2 separate regions of the Mus musculus genome follow, and region 1 is linked to region 2. Evidence: chromatin loops called from intact Hi-C (ENCODE). Cell type or tissue: left cerebral cortex. All regions are shown on one strand. Each heading gives the region's core, and the rest is flanking DNA. Links, peaks and the distances in the headings are about the cores only. Region 1 holds the start of Gm33051 (a long non-coding RNA gene). Region 2 has its middle 71 kb from the start of Gm33102.

The links. A loop is a pair of places that touch in the nucleus more often than their neighbours do. Peaks named below come from ENCODE experiments on the same cell type or tissue, not always from the same donor. Only the 100,000 strongest peaks of a DNase experiment are listed, where the experiment ranks them.
Region 1: it touches region 2 in a loop (13-fold over the local background); 37 of 42 quality-filtered maps call a loop at or near these places.

What each region holds. Positions count from the first base shown.
Region 1 is chr3:28,809,709-28,819,290 of GRCm38, forward strand. It overlaps Gm33051 (a long non-coding RNA gene), which reads right to left and starts at 6,475. Exons shown (of 5, transcript XR_880714.1): 1 at 6,454-6,475; 2 at 4,163-4,277; 3 at 1,490-1,666; 4 at 879-1,004; 5 at 479-757. In left cerebral cortex, for the core only: a CTCF peak has its summit at 4,847; a DNase peak (open chromatin) is centred at 4,858.
Region 2 is chr3:28,963,838-28,973,419 of GRCm38, forward strand. No RefSeq gene overlaps it. Among named protein-coding and RNA genes, the nearest start is that of Gm33102, 71 kb to the left of the region's middle. In left cerebral cortex, for the core only: a CTCF peak has its summit at 5,246; a DNase peak (open chromatin) is centred at 5,239.

The DNA of each region.
Region 1 (9,582 bases), core at 3,657-6,156, 150 kb before region 2:
GGCCAAGAAGTGAGAGTGGGTGGTTAGGGGAACAGGGTGGGGGGGAGGGTATAGGGGACTTACAGGATAGCATTTGAAATGTAAATAAAATATCTAATAATAAATATTCAAGACAAGGACTCACATTGATCCAGAGAAAGCTCTCACTTGGGCTGTGCATTTTGGACATGATATTCTTGAGATTTTTTTTTCCCCCTTGTCTCTAGCTACATCAAAGAGTATTGTTTTTTTAACCATTGATTGATTGGTTTTTGGTAGAGGCATTCTCCTTTGTGTGCTGTTATGGAGGCTGATGTGTCCTGCTTGATCTGAGTAGACACATGTATGTTGTGCCAGAGGAGGCTGCAAGTGTGTATCGGGTGAAACTGGAGGCAGGGATGGCTCCAAACCCTAGTTGTGGTATGCTTGTGTGTCCTTTGCCCAAGACGGAAATAAAGAAAATCTGGTAGGAAAACAAACACACATACACACAAACACCAACTTTTAAGCAGTCTTTCTATTTTGTTTAAGGCTGTGTATAACAGTAGATCAGAGCCTAAAACATGGAATTTGGTTGGGGAGGGGACTAGTTTGGGGACATTTTGGGGAACACACTGGCACAGAGGTACTAGTTCTGGGGTGACATCGGGTATAAGGTTCGAAGGACATACAGCGGGTGGTTTGGTAATGACTTCAAGGTAATAAGCATTTGCTCGGGTTAGGGCTTCCAGGAAGCACTGGTCATCCGATGACTAGACACTGCATTAGCCAGGGTTCTCTAGAGGAACAGCAAGACAAAATGAATATATATATATTTATATTTATTTATATATAATTATATATATATATATATTTAAAAAGGGGTTATGGCTGGAGTAGCCCAACAATGGCGGTCTCACCCCAGAGCGGCTGACAGGTCAGTGGTTTCTCAGCAAAGGCTGAGTGTCTCGGCCATACCAGAGGATTGAAGGATTCCTGGAGAGCTGCTGGTCTAGGGCTATGCCGGAAGCAGGTAGGAGCCAGTTCTATTAGCAAAGAGATCAACAGAGAGAGCAAGAGCAGGTGAATCCGCAGTGAGCACAGAGGTAAGCACGAACCAGAAACTTTTCTTTTTCTATCTTCCTTTCTATGTGCTCCCACCACAGGGCGCCCTCCACATTTAAACTGACCTTCTCACTTGAAATAATCTGACCAAGAGAACCTCTCACTGAGCCAGGCAGTGGCTGCACACGCCTTTAATCCCAGCATTCTGGAGGCAAGGGCAGGGAGATCTCTGTAAATTCAAGGCCAGCTTGGGCTAGAGAGCAAGTTCCAGGACAGTCGGGACTACACAGAAAAACCCTGTCTTGGAAAAGGAAAACAAAACAGATAGACAGACAAACAACCACAAAACAAAACAAAAACTCTCACTGGAGTGCCAGTGGCTAGCCTGATTCCAGGTCCAGACAAGTTGCCATCAAGTTCAGCCATTGCAGGCATCTTTATGATTTTACCTCACAGAAGATTTTACCTCAGATCAGTCCCCAAGGCCATCCTCCTGAAGCAACTGCAGCTCCTTATATTGGGTGAGAAGGAATATACTTTGTTCTTTTTGTGGGTGTGTCAGCATTCTTGATTTTGTGCTCAGACAGAATTCTGAATTGCTTCGTCTTATTGCTCTGCTGCTTCACAGTTATCATGCCTGTGTCTGCAGGGCAGGTTTTATGAAAAAAATGCTGTGTTTTACTGAATATGTGGATGTAGCTGGGAGTGTCAAGCTATCTCCTAGCTGCTTTTCTGTCTCTCAATGGCTAAGCACCAATAAATTGCGAACAGTACAAAAACAAAACAAATGAACAAAAGAAAAAAAAAAAAAACAACAACCTGACAAGCAAAAAGGAAGTTCAGGGCTAAAGTCTCCTTGGTTGGAACTAGGCCAGGTGTCCTTCCCTAAGCCAATCCTGAGAGTAACCAATGAGCTTAATCCAGTGGTGGCATGACTCTGGAGTAGACAGGGCAGGTGGAGTGTCTCCCCTACCCCCACCACGTGTGAAGTGGGAGAGGTAGCCCTCCCTAAGGAAACAAGGGCCCATTCATTTTCACTCGAAAAACCTGCGAATGCTAAAATTTAGATGAAAAGATTAAGGACTCATAACAGTGAAAACATTGAACTGGAGTACAATGGGAGAAAACAGTGTGCCCAGTTTCAAAACTTGTTACCCAGGTACACGAATCAAGACCATATAGTGTTAGTAGGGACAGTAAAGCCCAATGCTATGTATAAGATATATAGATATAGATATAGATCTAGATCTAGATATAGATATAGATATAGATATAGATATAGATATAGATATACACATATATATATATCGATTAATTGTATTGATATACCATAAATAATATATAATATATTGATATATAATGAATAATATATTTACATGATATATATATAAATTTATATAATACATGTATACTTTGTATATACATGTATGTATACATGATATAATATACTATTGTATATTTCTGTTTGTGTGCATTTTGCATTGTTTGGATGTGGATGCACACATGCGTATGCCAGTGGACTTATATGTATGAACGTGTGTGTGTGTGTGTGTGTGTGTGTGTACACCCGTGGAGGCCAGAGGTGGAATTTGAGTATTTAACATTTATGTGTTATTTTTTTATGCATCTCTGTGTTTTGCTTGTCTGCATATATCTCTGTCCCTGGTGCCAACAGAGGCCAAAGAGGGCACTGGATCCCTTGTAACTGGGGGTACAGATAGTTGTGAGTTGCCACAAGGGTGCTCACAACCAAAGCTGAGTCTCTCGCAAGAGCAGCAAGTTCTCTTAATTACTGAACCATCTGTCCCGCCCCTCTCTACTTTACGTTTTGAGGCAAGGTCTCACTGGATTAGGAGCTCACCAAGTCACACTAACTGTGAGCCCCACCCCGACTCCGCCATGCCCACACCCTGATGATCTGCTTGTCTCCAGGTCCTCCATCCTCCACACCTCCACTCCCACCCTCCCATTCCCCACTGCCCAGAAGTACTGAGGCTACATCCATTCACAGGCAAGTCAGGCTTTAGCACGGGCTCTGGGCATCCAACTTCTGGTCCTAATGCTTAGGCGGGCGCTGGATATTCTCTCTAATGCCCATTGTCCTGATGGAACAGCCAGCCTTGCAACGCTTGCCATCAGCCTGATGCCACACTCTCTCTTCTGCACCTCATCTCTGAGGTGTGAACAAACAGGAGGAAATAGAGCTGGGCGTGGAAGGACTGGAAGAGCATGGAAAAGGTGGGGAAACCCTGGCGAGTTAGCAGAAAGACAGCAAGAAAGCGAAGTGGAAATGTGTGTATTTGTACAGGAAAATGTAAGACATCAGGCTGAAAATATCATGCAAAATGTATTTGTAGGGAGACACTAATTAGCAAAATGGCTGGAGAAATTAGCAAAGGCTAAGAAACTTGTGAGCCAAGAAAGATGAAAAGAGAGATAATAATGGTTACTTAGACGGGGACTAGTCAGGGGTTGTCCTAAAATATCATAAGGATGGGTATGGTAAACTTTTGTTTCTTTTTAAAAATTTTTTACATATTTATTGATATGTATATATATGTGTATATATATACACACACAGAGATTGCATGTAAAGTACAACAGGATTTGATCATGGGATATAGAGAGAAATGAACCGTAGATGGAGATAAAATTGATTACAGATTTAACTTCTAGATTAAGAAATGAGGACAAACTCTTACATCACTGAATTTGAGCTTTGAAATATATATATATATATATATATAATATATATATGTATATGTATATGTATATGTATATGTATATGTATATGTATATGTATATGTATATGTATATGTATATATGGAAAGTTTTACACACAATAGGGTAGAAGATTGGAAAGATGGCACAGTGCACAGTGCTCTTGAAAACCTGGCATCTCATGATCTCTAGCTTCTGGGGATCTAGTGCCTCTGACCTCTGGATACAAACTGGTACGAGTCCCTTTACCCACACACAGGTACTTACACATCAGTAAAAATAATAAATAAAAAATAATCAGTTTTTAAAATTTAAAGTAATGGTATGATAGATCCCTACTATGCAAATGGGCAAACTAATGTTTCTTTGGTGTCAGAGACTCCAAACGCCAAAACGCCCTGACGACAGATGTGCTCACCTGCAGTGGGTTCTGGTTTCCTCTGTGCAAATGATGTCTGCTGCCTTGGAATTTACTTTGGTCTAATCCAAGATGCACAATGAAACCACTCCAAGCACTCAAGCTGGGCCTCTCCCTGATGAAGTGTACAAGAATATATCAGACATCTTTCTTTCTTTCTTTCTTTCTTTCTTTCTTTCTTTCTTTCTTTCTTTCTTTCTTTCTTTCTTTCTTTCTTTCTTTCCTCCCTCCCTCCCTCCCTCCCTCCCTCCCTCCCTCCCTCCCTCCCTCCCTCCCTCCCTTCCTTTCTTTCTTTCTTTCTTCTTTTTTTTTAAAAAACATTCTTAGGTGGGTCTCAGATACGGTACAGGATCCCTCGTTTTGATAAATCCTAGTGCCCTTTCCTTCCCTGATTCTCCAAATCAGAAAGTTAAGCGTTGAGGGTTCCGGTGTGTAGGCAAACAGGGACCAGGGAGTGGACATGAGCTTAGGTAGCTGATGGTCAGGTAGGGAAGAAACTAGTATGTCATAGTCCAAACCACGGAAAAGAGAAGCTCTTAAAAGAACCATATAGGGTATTTTAATCCCATATAACTACAAAAAGGAGGCATCCAAAATGGCATGAAAATATGTTCGGACTGCCTGCACATGCCATTTTGCTAACATTCTGTAATGATTACTCCAGGATACACAGGGGATGCAATTACAAGTTCTGTCACTAGATGGGGATATAGCACATTTTTGTGCTTCAGAAGAGGATATTTTATTGAGACTGAATTTTAAAGCAAGACAGGAAAGAATTGTTTATAAAAGTGTGTGCCACTAAAGTTTTTTAGAATAGCCATGTTATTTCAGACACTTGAATTTCGAATCGTTGATCTGGTTGGCTTTACTGCAGATATAAGCATATTTCCTTTTTTGCCTTTGACTCCTTTCAAAACGTCTTGAGTCACTATACTTCAAGAAGAGCAATCTTAAAAGTATTTCAATGAAGATACTTCTAGATACACTTTCATAATCCCTCATTTGCAACTTAAAAATTCAACAAGTCATATTTGAAAATCAAAAAAATACATTCGCGTTACACCTGAATTCAGGATATAAATTGATCCCTTTCCGTGTGTTTTGCAGTACTTATGATGCATATTAACAAATATTTGTCCCCAACCCTCTTACTACACACAATATGAATCAAACAAAATAGTTTATTTATTGTTTATATGAAATCTCCTGATTATTTTTAAAGCTCTATTAAAGGAATGAAGGCTTTTGTAAACATTTGACTGTAAAATATAATTTAAATTGCGATGAAGTCCTTCATATGCTTAAATACATTTCCATTGATATATGTATCATAGCAAAGATAGTGCTTTTTGTTAATGAAGGTATTGCTCAAGATTTCATGAAGAGTATTACATGATTTCTTATATTTGTACCAGAGAGAGAGAGAGAGAGAGAGAGAGAGGCCTGTGTTTATATATGAATATACATACAAGCTTTTCAAAAAACAGAGCTTCTTTTAAATCTATTAAACTTAAAAAATATTCAGAATTTTATTCCTATGCATAAAGTTCTTTGATCACAGTCCATTACCCTCCCCCTCACACTTTCCCAAGTCTACACCCCCCCTTTCACATCTTACTTGTGTGTTTTGTGACCATTACATTAGCATTCAATTAGGATTATCTGCATGCCCCCAGAAGTTAATTTACTTGAGTGAGGAACTGTACCAGTGGCCACACCACTGAGGCTACTCTTCTTCCCTGCACACACAGACTGCCCAGACCTCCTGGGGAAGCCTGGGTCCTCTGCACCCTCTCTCCTCCCCCATCCATGATGGGAAGCTGGTGGTCCAGTCACCATATCCAGTGGTTCCAAAAATGGTATTGTCTATAAGCTACACCATAGAAGGACCAATGGGGCAGAGATGAATGCCTACAGTCATTGTTTCTAGGTGACCTGTGAAACAGCTTTCTGCTGGCCAGAAGAAGCCACTTCCCTTGACATATACCTGTGATCACATATCTAAGCCCATGCTAACCTCCAGGCTCCTCCAGCTTCTAGTAACATGTATTTGCTATGAATATCAAAGCCTCTATATGCTAGTCTCCTGACCCTGCTCTCTCACCCCTACTACACTAGTTCCCAGGCTGCTCCAGCTAACTCACCTCCTCCCACTCCTGTCACTCCCTACCTCATAGGACTGACAGGACTCTCCCTCTGTCTTAGGGTTTTACTGATGTGAGCAGACACCATGACAAAGGCAACTCTTATAGAGTTATAGGGACAGTATTTAATTGAGGCTGGCTTACAGGTTCAGAGGTTTAGTCCTTGATCACCGAGGTGAGACCATGGCAGCATCCAGGCAGGCCGGGCACAGGAGGAGCTTCATCTTCATCTGAAGGCTGCTAGCAGAACACTGACTTCCTGGCAGGTAGGAGGAGGGTCTTAAGGCCCACACCCACAGTGACACACCCACTCCAACAAGGCAGTACCTCCTGATAGTGCCACTGCCTGGCTCATGCATATACAAACCGTAACACTATCCATTTTTGCTGTCTTCTCTGCTCTGAGATAGCCCTGGCAATTGTCAGTTTGCTTGTTCTCTCTCTTGTGTCTACGATGAAAACTCCCCTACCCATGGAGAGGTCATTTTGGCACTGTGCCCTTGCTTTGCTTATACATTGTACCGCAAGATGCTATGCAGACTACTAGGGAGAAAAGCTGTGAACCTGGGTGACAAGACATGCAAATGAATGTGAATCATGGCTCCAATGTTATGTGAGTACTTACCAACCTCATTAAGGCCAACTCCACAGGAGGGAACATATGACTATCAACAACCCAATGCTAGTACCTAGTACTATAAATCTGTCCAACACCAATGGTTAAGGAGCTCACAGACCCCATGTGTGAGCCTATTACCAATATTCTGTTAAATGAATAGAGTAACAAACTGACCTCTAAACTTATGTAGGTTGGTGGCACTCAGTCCTCATCAGAAAGGTCTCTTTGTACAGTGGTTAATGCAGAAACTCAAAACTGGTCAAAGTGCAGAGACTAATGGTCAGTGGAGTAGTCAGGCACAAATGGGACATCAAGATCACCTATCTCTCCAAGGCTTGGGGACCATCACAGGAGAGGAGGTGGAAAGGCAATTAGAGTCCATGGAAGACTGGAGGGAAATGGTGTCCTCTGGACTTGACAGACTCCTGAGCTCATGGCCCTCCCAGCAGCTGTGGAACCCTGCTCAAGACCAAGCCATCAATATTCCAACACTGAGTGGGAAGGAGTCCATGAGTCCTGATGCCTGAGGAGCCATGGAGATTTAGTTGGTTCCGAGGGAGGGAGTTGGTTTACTTTAAGGATATGGCTCCTGGTGGGTCAATGGTACTCTAGCAGGTACCCCAGGAGTATATGAGCAACACACATTGGAGTTGATGGGTTATTGAAAAGACAAAAAGGATATGAAGTTGTTGGAGTAGTGGATGCGAGGGTATTTGAAAGGAGAAAGAATTGTGGTGAATAAGATCAAAGTGTATTGACTGAAATTCTTAAGGAATTAATCAAAATATTTTAATTAATTTAAAAAGACAGAAAATAAAAATGACAGCATAATGCACAATGATGGACAGACTGTTTCCTTTGGTGTGCGCATCTCTGCACTGTACTGTTTATATGTGGATGATGGGTCTACATGCTGCCGTGGATGCACATAAGAGAAATTACAATGACACATTAATTATGACAAAATGACTGTTTGCCTGTCTCACAAACATCCTCATTCTTAAGTGCCAACTCATTTTCTTTTTAGGTTTCTGTTTCCAGACATGAGCTCCCTTTATGGCTCCTCATTGTAATCATTTCCCAAGAATTATTATTATTATTATTATTATTATTATTAGCATCTTTTAGAATATGCAGTGGTTCCCTCTTTTTACTATGTTATTTCTGATACATATCCAAGAATTATGCTCATAGCCTTTTTAATGTTCCTAACAGGTCCTGTTCTGACATGTCTTTTTTTTTTTAAATAGCAAACTCATTCCATCTAATAAAATCTTAAAAAGAGGGCTGAAGGTCTGACTTGGTGTCTAAGAACACTTGCTACATGTGGTTGCACACATGTGGTACATATATAGGCAAACACTTGTACACATAAAATTAAAAAATAAGAATTTTTGTAAAATGTATTAGATAATGCCCTATTTTTTATATAAAAGCCTCATATTTTTTTGTTTCTATCTTTTAACTTTATAAAGATAAACTCAAAATCTTACTAAATACATTTGTGTTGTAAACATACATATCAGATTCGTTGCTATGTCAACATACCCGAGTTAAACAACTTAAAAGCAGAGGGATTTATTCTTATATTTTTGGTTGTGAGCCTAGCCTTTAACGGCTGAGCCATCTCTCCAGCCCGGGATTTATTCTTTGCTCATTGTTTCTGTGCGTCCTGGCAGGGGAAGGCAAGGCAGCCTATGGCAGCCGATATCATGGCAGCCAAGAAGCAGAAAGAGATGATGGCTATACTTGGGGCTTTCTTTGTTTTCCTCTTTAATTTTATCCATGCCCCAGGCTATGAGATGGTGCTGTGCACACTAAGCACAGCTCTTCCCCTTTCTTTCGATTCACCTTCCCTGGACATGCCTTCATAGATTCACTCAGAGATGTGCTTTATTAATGCCCTAGCCATTCTCCTTCTAGTCAAGTTGACACCGTTAACAATCACAAGAACACAGCTTGACTAAGAGTCACCCAAACACATTTTACTTTTTAAAAAAAGGTTGTTTTGTCTACATGTACATCTGTGCACACCAGAATACAGTATTGAAATGAAAGACCATGAGACTACAGTTATAGATGGCTGTGAGCTGCCATGTGAGTGATGGTAATTTAACTCAGGCCCTCCGGAAGAGCAACTCTTAATGACCGAGCTGTCTCTGCAGTCTCCAAACACATTTTCTTAAACCATCACTTTCTACCACTAGCTCTCAAGTGGATAATGTCCAACACTCCATGGACCAGAGTTCCCATTACCTCAACAGCTTGAACATTCTTCTAAAACCCAAGCCCAAAGTCCTAAGTTTTAAATTCTAAGACTCAAGACAAACTTAACTGTGACCTCTGTAAAACCTAAACAGCAAGTCACAAGCTTCTAGCAAGCAATTTACATACCATTGGGGTGAAAGGAAAAATAGGAAAATGGAACCAAAACAGGTACCAAAACAGCAAGGCTGCCATGAAGACTCATAGATGCTTGCCATATAAGCAGGGTTTTAGTCAGGGTTTCTATTCCTGCACAAACATCATGACCAAGAAGCAAGTTGGGGAGGAAAGGGTTTATTCAGCTTACACTTCCATGCTGCTGTTCATCACCAAAGGAAGTCAGGACTGGAACTCAAGCAGGTCAGGAAGCAGGAGCTGATGCAGAGGCC
Region 2 (9,582 bases), core at 4,052-6,551:
AGGACAGGCTTAAAACTGGCAGTTAAGGAGACTAGGCCTAAATCTCTGTTTCCAAGAACTAGGCAAGTCTAGGCAAGTCCAGGCCTTAGAAGTTGCCCTGCCACCTGGCCCAAGGGAAGAATAATGTGTTAGCAGCAGTTTCCAGACTTCCTCAGCAAAAGTTTCCAGACCTCCCTAGCAAGTTTTCAGCTCTCATACCCTGGTAAAGGAATGTCTGTAGAGATGGACCAAACAGATTAACATAGAGGAAACCTACCCTGGAATTCCCTAATGTGCTTTAAATCAGGGCTGCAAGCTCAATTGGGTGTCATCCTGGAAATGGAGTGACCCCAATATGCTGGACTTCTGCAGAATAAAACACTCTTTGTGTTTATATACTATTTGAGTCTGGGGTATCATTCTTCCGTGAATCATGGACCCTTGCAAAATGAAGGTAGACTTAATACCATATTTTTGTGATCCCGGGACATGGAGTTCTTTTTTTGTAAAACCAAAGTTTCTGGGGTCAGTGGCCACCCACAGACAATCAGGCACACCACTGGCAGGCTCTCAGAATTTTCTGTGTACTTTCCCCAGAATGTTATGATGTAATATTAATCCATAATCTAATAAAGCGTCAGACTTTGATGCTTTGATAATCCCAGCTCCAAACTAATGGTGACACCTGGGTGGGGTGAGAGAAGAGTCAAAAATCTTTGTAAATGAGTCAAATTTAGACTTGTTTACAGTACTGAGTTAGAGCACTAAAGAAATCCTGCATTTCTCTTAAAGAATGCCTTATGGACTGTGGGAGATGTAAATGAAACATACTGGGTTTTGTTTTGTTTTGTTTTGTTTTTGTTTTCTGCCATGGGTTAAATGAAACACAGGAAGTTTCATCTTGAAATAGATTTGTAAAGACTCCATCTTAGAGACAGTCCCTCCCTCAGTCAGCAAAGTATGTGTTCTCAGAAGCAGCATTTTGCTGGTCAACAATGCTGTTTGAAATTAGGCAACCTGACAAGAATGTGAGGCCAAGAGCTGACCACTCTGACCACAAGGTCTCTGCTGGTCGGACTCACTTGTCTGCTTACATGCAGTTGCACACTTTGGTGTAAATCTTGGTGTCTTGCAGAAATACACTGCCTTGAATAGCATCCTATTTGCCTGTTAGGATGAAATGTCGAATTAGTACTAAGCACAGTACCCATGCTGTACTGGCTAGTTTTGTGTCAACTTGACACAGCTGGAGCTATCACAGAAAAAGGAGCTTTAGTAGAGGAAATGCCTCCATGAGATCCAGCTGTAAGGCATTTTCTCAATTAGTGATCAAGGAGGAAAGGCCCCTTGTGGGTGGGACCATCTCTGGGCTGGTAGTCTTGGTTCTATAAGAGAGCAGGCTGAGCAAGCCAGTAAAGAACATCCCTCCATGGCCTCTGCATCAGCTCCTGCTTCCTGACCTGCTTGAGTTCCAGTCCTGACTTCCTTGGTGATGAACAGCAGTATGGAAGAGTAAGCCAAATAAACCCTTTCCTCCCCAACTTGCTTCTTGGTCATGATGTTTGTGCAGGAATAGAAACCCTGACTAAGACACATGCTGAGAGGTAGGGAGGGCTGCAGACACAGTTCAAACATGGCTATGACTCCAATGTACTGTAAATTCTGGATAGATTCCTGCACCTCTACATCTCTTGGCTCAGATCATTTGGATATGGAAACTAGAAATGTAAGCCTGTGGATGTTATTCCTACCCAGCAGCATTCAGAGATGGGGGGTCAGTAACTCAAATGGCATGGAAACTTCACAGTGAGGTCGGTCCTACAGAGGATGCTGAACACTCTTCAACAGGTGTGCACCTACCTGGCTTCCAGTGAAGTAACGCTGTGGTCCAAAGAGAAGGGAATTGTTTAGGAATTCTTACTAAGAACTCACAGTCACAACTACCATTTTAGCTGAAATCAGCAGTAAACCTTCAAGAACTACCTTCAGAAATACATAGTCACTTTTTTTCTTTCTTATTTTTGTTTGGAATTCAAAATAGTATTTATTAATACTCAGTCTTTGTGGAGGCAACAAATGTTTGAGGCTAAGGGAATTGAAATATGCCAAGAAATAAACCAAGCAAAGCATCAGAGCCCTTGCCTGTGTGTGCTGATTTTGCATGTGTTGATCCATAATTTCTGAAATATACTGTGGAGAGCCAGACTGACCCATGACTCTCTCAGAAGACCCAATAAAATGGCAAAGGGAAGTTTAGCTCTGTGTCCTTGTCCAGGAGCAGGCTTGACAAGGTCCAGTCTGCGGCTGGGGCCAGGGCCTTGAAGCAGTCAAGGCTGCTTTTTCTGCGAATCTACCACATCCCTCTGGCCTTAGTCTCTGCTGACCTTGGCCATTTTCCTCCTATATACAGTAGATATAATACTGTGGTTCTTAATATACTTGTTTGGCATGTACATAGCTTGTGATTTTATCTTCTCTGTCTTTCTCATATCCTGGCCTTTCCCTCTCAAGTCCTCTGAAGAATGGCCTGCTTATTTAGGCCATACATTGTTGGAAGGATTGAACACTTGCAGAACTCCGAATGGCTATTGAATGAGTTAATTGCAATAACATTTATAATGTCTTAGTACAGAACTCAACTCATTAAACAGCCCATAACATTTGCCAACCATTACACCGACTGTTCATTCACCGGTTGTTTGATATATTGTGAATGTTACATAGCGCATCTGTCACTTAGGAAGTCAAGAAGAAGCAGTGGCTGGTATGAGGGAACTCAGAGTACTGGCATCAAGAAAACCATGACAACACAATAGTACAAGTTCATACAAGTCACCGGGACAGGAAGAAGGACGATCAATCTAGGAGATGAGTCTTGAATAAAAATCATGAGTCATGGAGATGAACATGCAAGAAGGAAAAAAAAGCAAGGCATTTCAGCAACAGTGCATCTTTGGCATGGAGCCACCTACAGAGAGCTTGTTTAGCATGAACGGAGTCCTGTGTTCAACCCCGAGAACCACATAAACTGTGTGTGGTCCTGCACACATGCTATCCCAGAACTCAGCAGGTAGAAGCAGGAGGACCAGAAGCTCAATGCTTTCATCAGGTGAAGAGAAAGAGGCCAGACTGAGATTTAGGAAACCCTGGTAGTAGGGTGGGAGGAAGGAGGGAAGGAAGGAAGGAAGGAAGGAAGGAAGGAAGGAAGGAAGGAAGGAAAGAAGGAAGGAAAAAGAGAGAAAATTAATAATACAAGTATTCATTAAACTTTGAAACTGTGATTATCAGCTTTTTTTTTTGTAGTCTAGGGTTTAGATTAACAGTATTAAATTATGTCAGAAAGGAAGGCCTTTTAAGGATTTTTTTGTAAAAAATTGAACTTTCACCTTAGAGATAGAATAGAGTTTAAGCAGAGATCATTTGCTTACACTTGTTTGGAAAAAGGAACTCAGCCTTCTGGGGAGGGTAAGATAATGACTTGTGGAATATATGGGGAGAAAACGGGGTGGGGGAGTGTCAAGTGCCCACTAGGCATCCTCGTGAGAGATGATGAGCACTTAGAGCAAGAGTGGTGTCCTCTTCAGGCCCCTCAATCCTTCTCCTCCTCCATCAGACTGAACCACCAACCAGAGTGAGCATGGGCGGAGCTAGAGAAGCTGGATCTTCATGTGGGTCCCCCAAAACTGAAGCTGTGTCTGCCCTTGAGCCTACGGCCTACCTGCCTGTGAATCCCACTCCCTTCTAAATGCACTGCCTTGTCTAGCTCCAGTCAGTGCCTGCGAATCTCACTCCCCCTAAATGCACTACCTTGTCTAGTGCCAGTCAGAGGGGAAGCACCGAGTCCTGCAGCGACTCAAAAAGAATGGGAAAGTACAATGGGGCAGGACTTGTGTGAGGGAATACTGGGAGGAAAGGGGAGCTGATATTAAATAATTAATTCATAAAAAAATATTTGAGACATAGGCAGAAACAGAGAGAGAGACAGAGACAGGGAGAGATTGACAGAGAGACAGAGACAGAGAGAGACAGAGACACAGAGAGAGAAGTCAGGAATCACACCAGGGATGAAAGCTGGAGAATTGAACACAATTTAAACTATTGGGCTTTGTGGTGACCAAGTAGTATTGAGATGGACAAGGAAGAATTGAAGGAAAGGTGGTCCCCTGTATGTCAGATAGAGACTGGGGTAAGTTGCACGAGAAGCCAGAGTCAGCTGGGAACACGTGCTGACTTCTTGTGCCCCGGGAGACTTCCAGGTGGAGTCGATCTGCTCAGGGAGCTGAACCTGGAGAAACCTACTGGAAAGGCTACAGAAGTCTGCCAGGTCTCAAAGCTGCCTGTGGTGCTACCTCCATGGAGGAGTGCAGACTAGAGTGAAGATGACAACCAAAGAATCGCAATTCCACAAGGACTTTGAGATGCTCCAGTGAGATCCTGTAAGAGTTCTACTGTCCTCCCCTGAGAACAAAATGCACCACGCCCTTCTTTCTCCTCTTCTCCGGATTCCAAACAACTCTTTCTACTTTCTTATTCCCTTCATGTAACAGGCTTGTTTTTCAGTGGGTGATCGCCTGAGCATGCCCACTTCTTAACTACCACTGCATGTTAAGCACCTTGATTTCTAAGTGCATAGTTATATGATTTGGGGTGGCTCGTAGCCACTTTTTCCTGTTCCTCTACAGAATTTGGATGGATATAAATCGAATACTTATACACAATCAAGTTTTTAAAAAGACCACTTTTGATAGAGACATAGGAGAGTGGCATAAATGTGAAAGACTTAAAATATATTTGGGGTGGAGGGGTCTTGTAAATTCTATGTACTAAGAATATTCAGAGAAATATGGATGATACTGTAGTCCTCCCACACTTTTTCTCCTCCCTCCCCTTCCTCCCTTCCTTCTCTCTCTCTCTCCCCTCTCCCTCCCCTCTCTCTCCCCTCCCTTCTCTCTCTCTCTCTCCCTTTCTCTCTCTTTCTCTCTCTCTCCCTCCCTCTCTCTCTCTCTCTGTCTTTCTCTCTCTCTCTCTCTCATTTAAATGTGCTGTTCAGTAACTCCTCAGGCTTTTTCTCTTAAGTACTTACACAGAGAGCCTGCTAAAGATTAGGAAAATACATTTCAGCAATTTCACATACTAAAGAAACTTAGAGGAGTCTACAAAAATAATCAAAAGAAACTCTTGTAGTTGTCTAGAAGAAACCACAGATCTTCACCAGAGGAATCTGTACCTATGAAGTGACAAAAGCCTGGTCATGCGCGACACCTCGTGGCGATAGGGAGAATTTCAGAGAAAATTAAATGGCCAACCTGATGACTTCTGGGTTTATACATGCTTTAAATAATAAGTTGGGTTTGATGGTACCTAGGTAGCAGAAACATAATAAACAAACAAACAAATAATAATAGTGATGCTTATTTGGGGCTTTATGTTTTAATCCATCTATGCTCAAGACATAGAAAGTATTGGACATTACTAAGTATTGTCTGGTACTGATTTCTTTCTTTTTTCTTTTCGTTTTTTATCTTTTTTTCCTTTTCTTTTTTTAGTAAATATCTCTTTTATTTTTAATACTTTTAGGGGTTAAATGAAGAGAGTTAAGAGTTTAGCAACAATGGCCTTCAGATGTAGAATCAAACCAAATTTGTGATGATGATGATGACATAAAAAGTTTCTTTGTTTCATGAAGTGAAATCAAACTAAATTCAGAATGCATTAAATTAATTCCAGACGAGTTGTTGGAATAAAACCAATGTTACTATTGAATGTGTGCACTAAATTAAATGTCACTTTTAGGATATTGTAACTTTCATAATGAAGAACAGTTACATTCACAGAGCCTTATGAGAGAAAGTAGTCCAAAGAAGATGAAAAGCTTGACTTATTCAAATTTGCTCATTACTATTACATCCACCTGCAATGTGTGATCAATGTGTGATCTTTTGATATGTATTGATGAATGTGTAACTTGACTTTCTTTTTTCTTTTTTTATTAGGTATTTTCTTCATTTACATTTCAAATGCTATCCCCAAAGCCTCCCATACACTCCCCCCACCCTGCTCCCCAACCCACCCACTCGCACTTCCTGGCCCTGGCATTTCCCTGTACTGGGGCATATGATATTCCCAAGACCAAGGGCCTCCCCTCCCATTGTTGGCCAATAAGGCCCTCCACCACTACATATGCAACAAGAGACACAGCTCTGAGTGGTACTGGTTAGTTCATATTGTTGTTCCTCCTATATGGTTGCAGACCCCTTTAGCTGCTTGGTTACTTTCTCTAGCTCCTTCATTAGGGGCCCTGTGTTCCACCCAATAGATGACTGTGAGCATCCACTTCCGTATTTGCCAGGGACTGGCATAGCCTCACAAGAGAAAGCAATATCAGGGTCCTGTCAGCAAAATTTTATTGGCAATGGTGTCTGGGTTTGGTGGTTGTATATGAGATGGATCCCCAGGTGGGACAGTCTCTGGATGGTCCTTACTTCTGTCTCAACTCTGACCTTTGGCTCTGTAACTCCTTCCATGGATATTTCGTTCCCCATTCTAAGAAGGAGCGAACTATCCACACTTCCTTCTTCTTGAGTTTTATGTGTTTTTCAAATTGTATCTTGGATAGTCTAAGTTTCTGGGCTAATATCCGCTTATCAGTGAATGCATATCAAATGACTTCTTTTGTGATTGGGTTACCACATTAAGAATGATATCCTCCAGATACATCCATTTGCCTAGCATGAAATAAATTCATTGTTTTTAATACCTGAGTACTACTCCATGGTGTAAATGTACCACATTTTCTGTATCCATTCCTCTGTTGAGAGATATCTGGGTTGTTTCCAGCTTCTGGCTATTATAAATAAGGTTGCTATGAACATAGTGTAGCATGTGTCCTTATTACAAGTTGGAACATCTTCTGGGTATATGCCCAGGAGAGGTATTGCTGGATCTTCCAGTATTATGATGTCCAATTTTCTGAGGAACCACCAGACTGATTTCCAGAGTGGTTGTACAAGCTTGCAATCCCACCAACAATGGAGGAGTGTTCCTCTTTCTCCACATCCTAGCAAGCATCTGCTGTCACCTGAATTTTTGATCTTAGCCATTCTGACTGGTGTGAGGTGGAATCTCAGGGTTATTTTGATTTGCATTTCCCTGATGATTAAGGATGTTGAACACCTTTTCAGGTGCTTCCCAGACATTTGGTATTCCTCAGGTGAGAATTCTTGTTTAGCTCTGTACTCCATTTTTAATAGGGGTATTTGATTTTCTGGAGTTCAGCTTCTTGAGTTCTTTGTTGTATATTGGATATTAGTCTCCAATCAGATTAGGATTGGTAAAAATTCTTTCCCAATCTCTTGGTTGCCTTTTTGTCTTATTGACAGTGTCTTTTGTCTTACAGAAGATTTGCAATTTTATGAGGTCCCATATGTCAATTCTCAATCTTACAGCACAAGCCATTGCTTTTCTATTCAGGAATTTTTCCCTTGTGCCCATAACTGCGAGGCTTTTCCCATTTTCTCCTCTATTAATTTCAGTGTCTCCAGTTTTATGTGGAGTTCATTGATCCACTTAGACTTGAGCTTTGTACAAGGAGATAGGAATGGATCAATTCGCATTCTTCTACATGATAACAGTCAGTTGTGCCAGCATAATTCGGTGAAAATGCTGTCTTTTTTTCCACTGGATGGTTTTAGATCCCTTGTCAAAGATCTAGTGACCATAGGTGTGTGGGTTCATTTCTGGGTCTTCAATTCTAGTCCATTGATCTACCTTACTTTACCAGTTGCTGTACCAGTACCATGCAGTTTTTATCACAATTGCTCTGTAGTAGACCTTGAAGTCAGGCATGGTGATTCCCCCAGAGTTCTTTTATTGTTGAGAATAGATTTTGGTACCCTAGTTATTTTGTTATTCCAGATGAATTTGCAATTTGCCCTTTCTAACTCAGTGAAGAGTTCAGTTGGTATTTTGATTTGGATTGCAGTGAATAGATTTTGGTACCCTAGTTATTTTGTTATTCCAGATGAATTTGCAATTTGCCCTTTCTAACTCAGTGAAGAGTTCAGTTGGTATTTTGATTTGGATTGCAGTGAATCTGTAGATTGCTTTCAGCAGGATAGCCATTTTTACTATATTAATCCTGCCAGTCCATGAGCATGGGAGATCTTTCCTTCTTCTGAGGTCTTCTTCAATTTCTTTATTCAGAGACTTGAAGTTCTTGTCATATATGACAAGATCTTACACTTCCTTAGTTAGAGTCACACCAAGGTATTTTATATTATTTGTGACTATTGTGAAGGGTGTTGTTTCCCTAATTTCTTTTTCAGCCTGTTTATCATTTGTGTAGAGAAAGTCTACTGATTTGTTTGAGTTAATTTTATATCCAGTTACTGCACTGAAGCTGTTTATCAGGTTTAGGAGTTTTCTGGTGGAATTTTTAGTGTCACATATATAGTATCATATCATCTGCAAATAGTGATATATTGACTTCTTCGTTTCTGATTTGTATCCCCCTGATCTCCATTGGTTATCGAATTGCTCTGGCTAGGACTTCTAGTACTATATTGAATAGGTAGGGAGAAAGTGGGCAGCCTTGTCTAGTCCCTGATCTTAGTAGGATTGCTTCAAGTTTCTCTCCATTTAGTTTGATGTTGGCTACTGGTTTGCTGTATATTGCTTTTATTATATCTAGGTATGGGCCTTGAATTCCTTTCCATGACTTTTATCATGAATGGGTGTTGGATTTTGTCAAATGATTTCTCAACATCTAACGAGATGATCATGTGATTTTTGTCTTTTTTTTGAGTTTGTTTATATAGTGGATTACATTGATGGATTTCCATATATTAAACCATCCCTGCATCTCTGGTATGAAGCCTACTTGGTCACGATGGATGATCATTTTGATGTTTTCTTGGATTTGGTCATAAGGATTTTATTGAGTATTTTTGTATCGATATTCATATAGGAAATTGGGCTGAAGTTTTCTTTCTTTGTTGGATCTTTGTGTGGTTTAGGTATCAGAGTAATTGTGACTTTGTAGAATGAATTGGGTAGAGTACCATCTGTTTCTATTTTGTGGAATAGTTTGAGAACAACTGGAGTTATTTCGTCTCTAGCAAACACAGAAGTGGATGATCACAGTCAGCTATTGGATGGGTCACACGGCCCCTAATGGAGGAGCTAGAGAAATTACCCAAGGAGCTAAAGGGAACTGCAACCCTATAGGTGGAACAACAATATGAACTAACCAGTACCCGGGAGCTCTTGTCTTTAGCTGCATATGTATCAAAAGATGGCCTAGTCGGCCATCACTGCAAAGAGAGGCCCATTGGACTTGCAAACCTTATATACCCCAGTACAGGGGAATGCCAGGGCCAAAAAGGGGGAGTGGGTGGGTAGGGGATTGGGGTGGGTGGGTATGGGGGACCTTTGGGATAGCATTGAAAATGTAAATGAGGAAAATACCTAATTAAAAAAAAAAAAGAAAAGAAATCTGCACTAAACCTATCTGGTCCTGGGCTTTTATTGGTTGAGAGATGATTAATAACTGCTTCTATATCTTTAGGGGAAATGGGGGTGTTTTGTTCATTAATCTGATCCTGA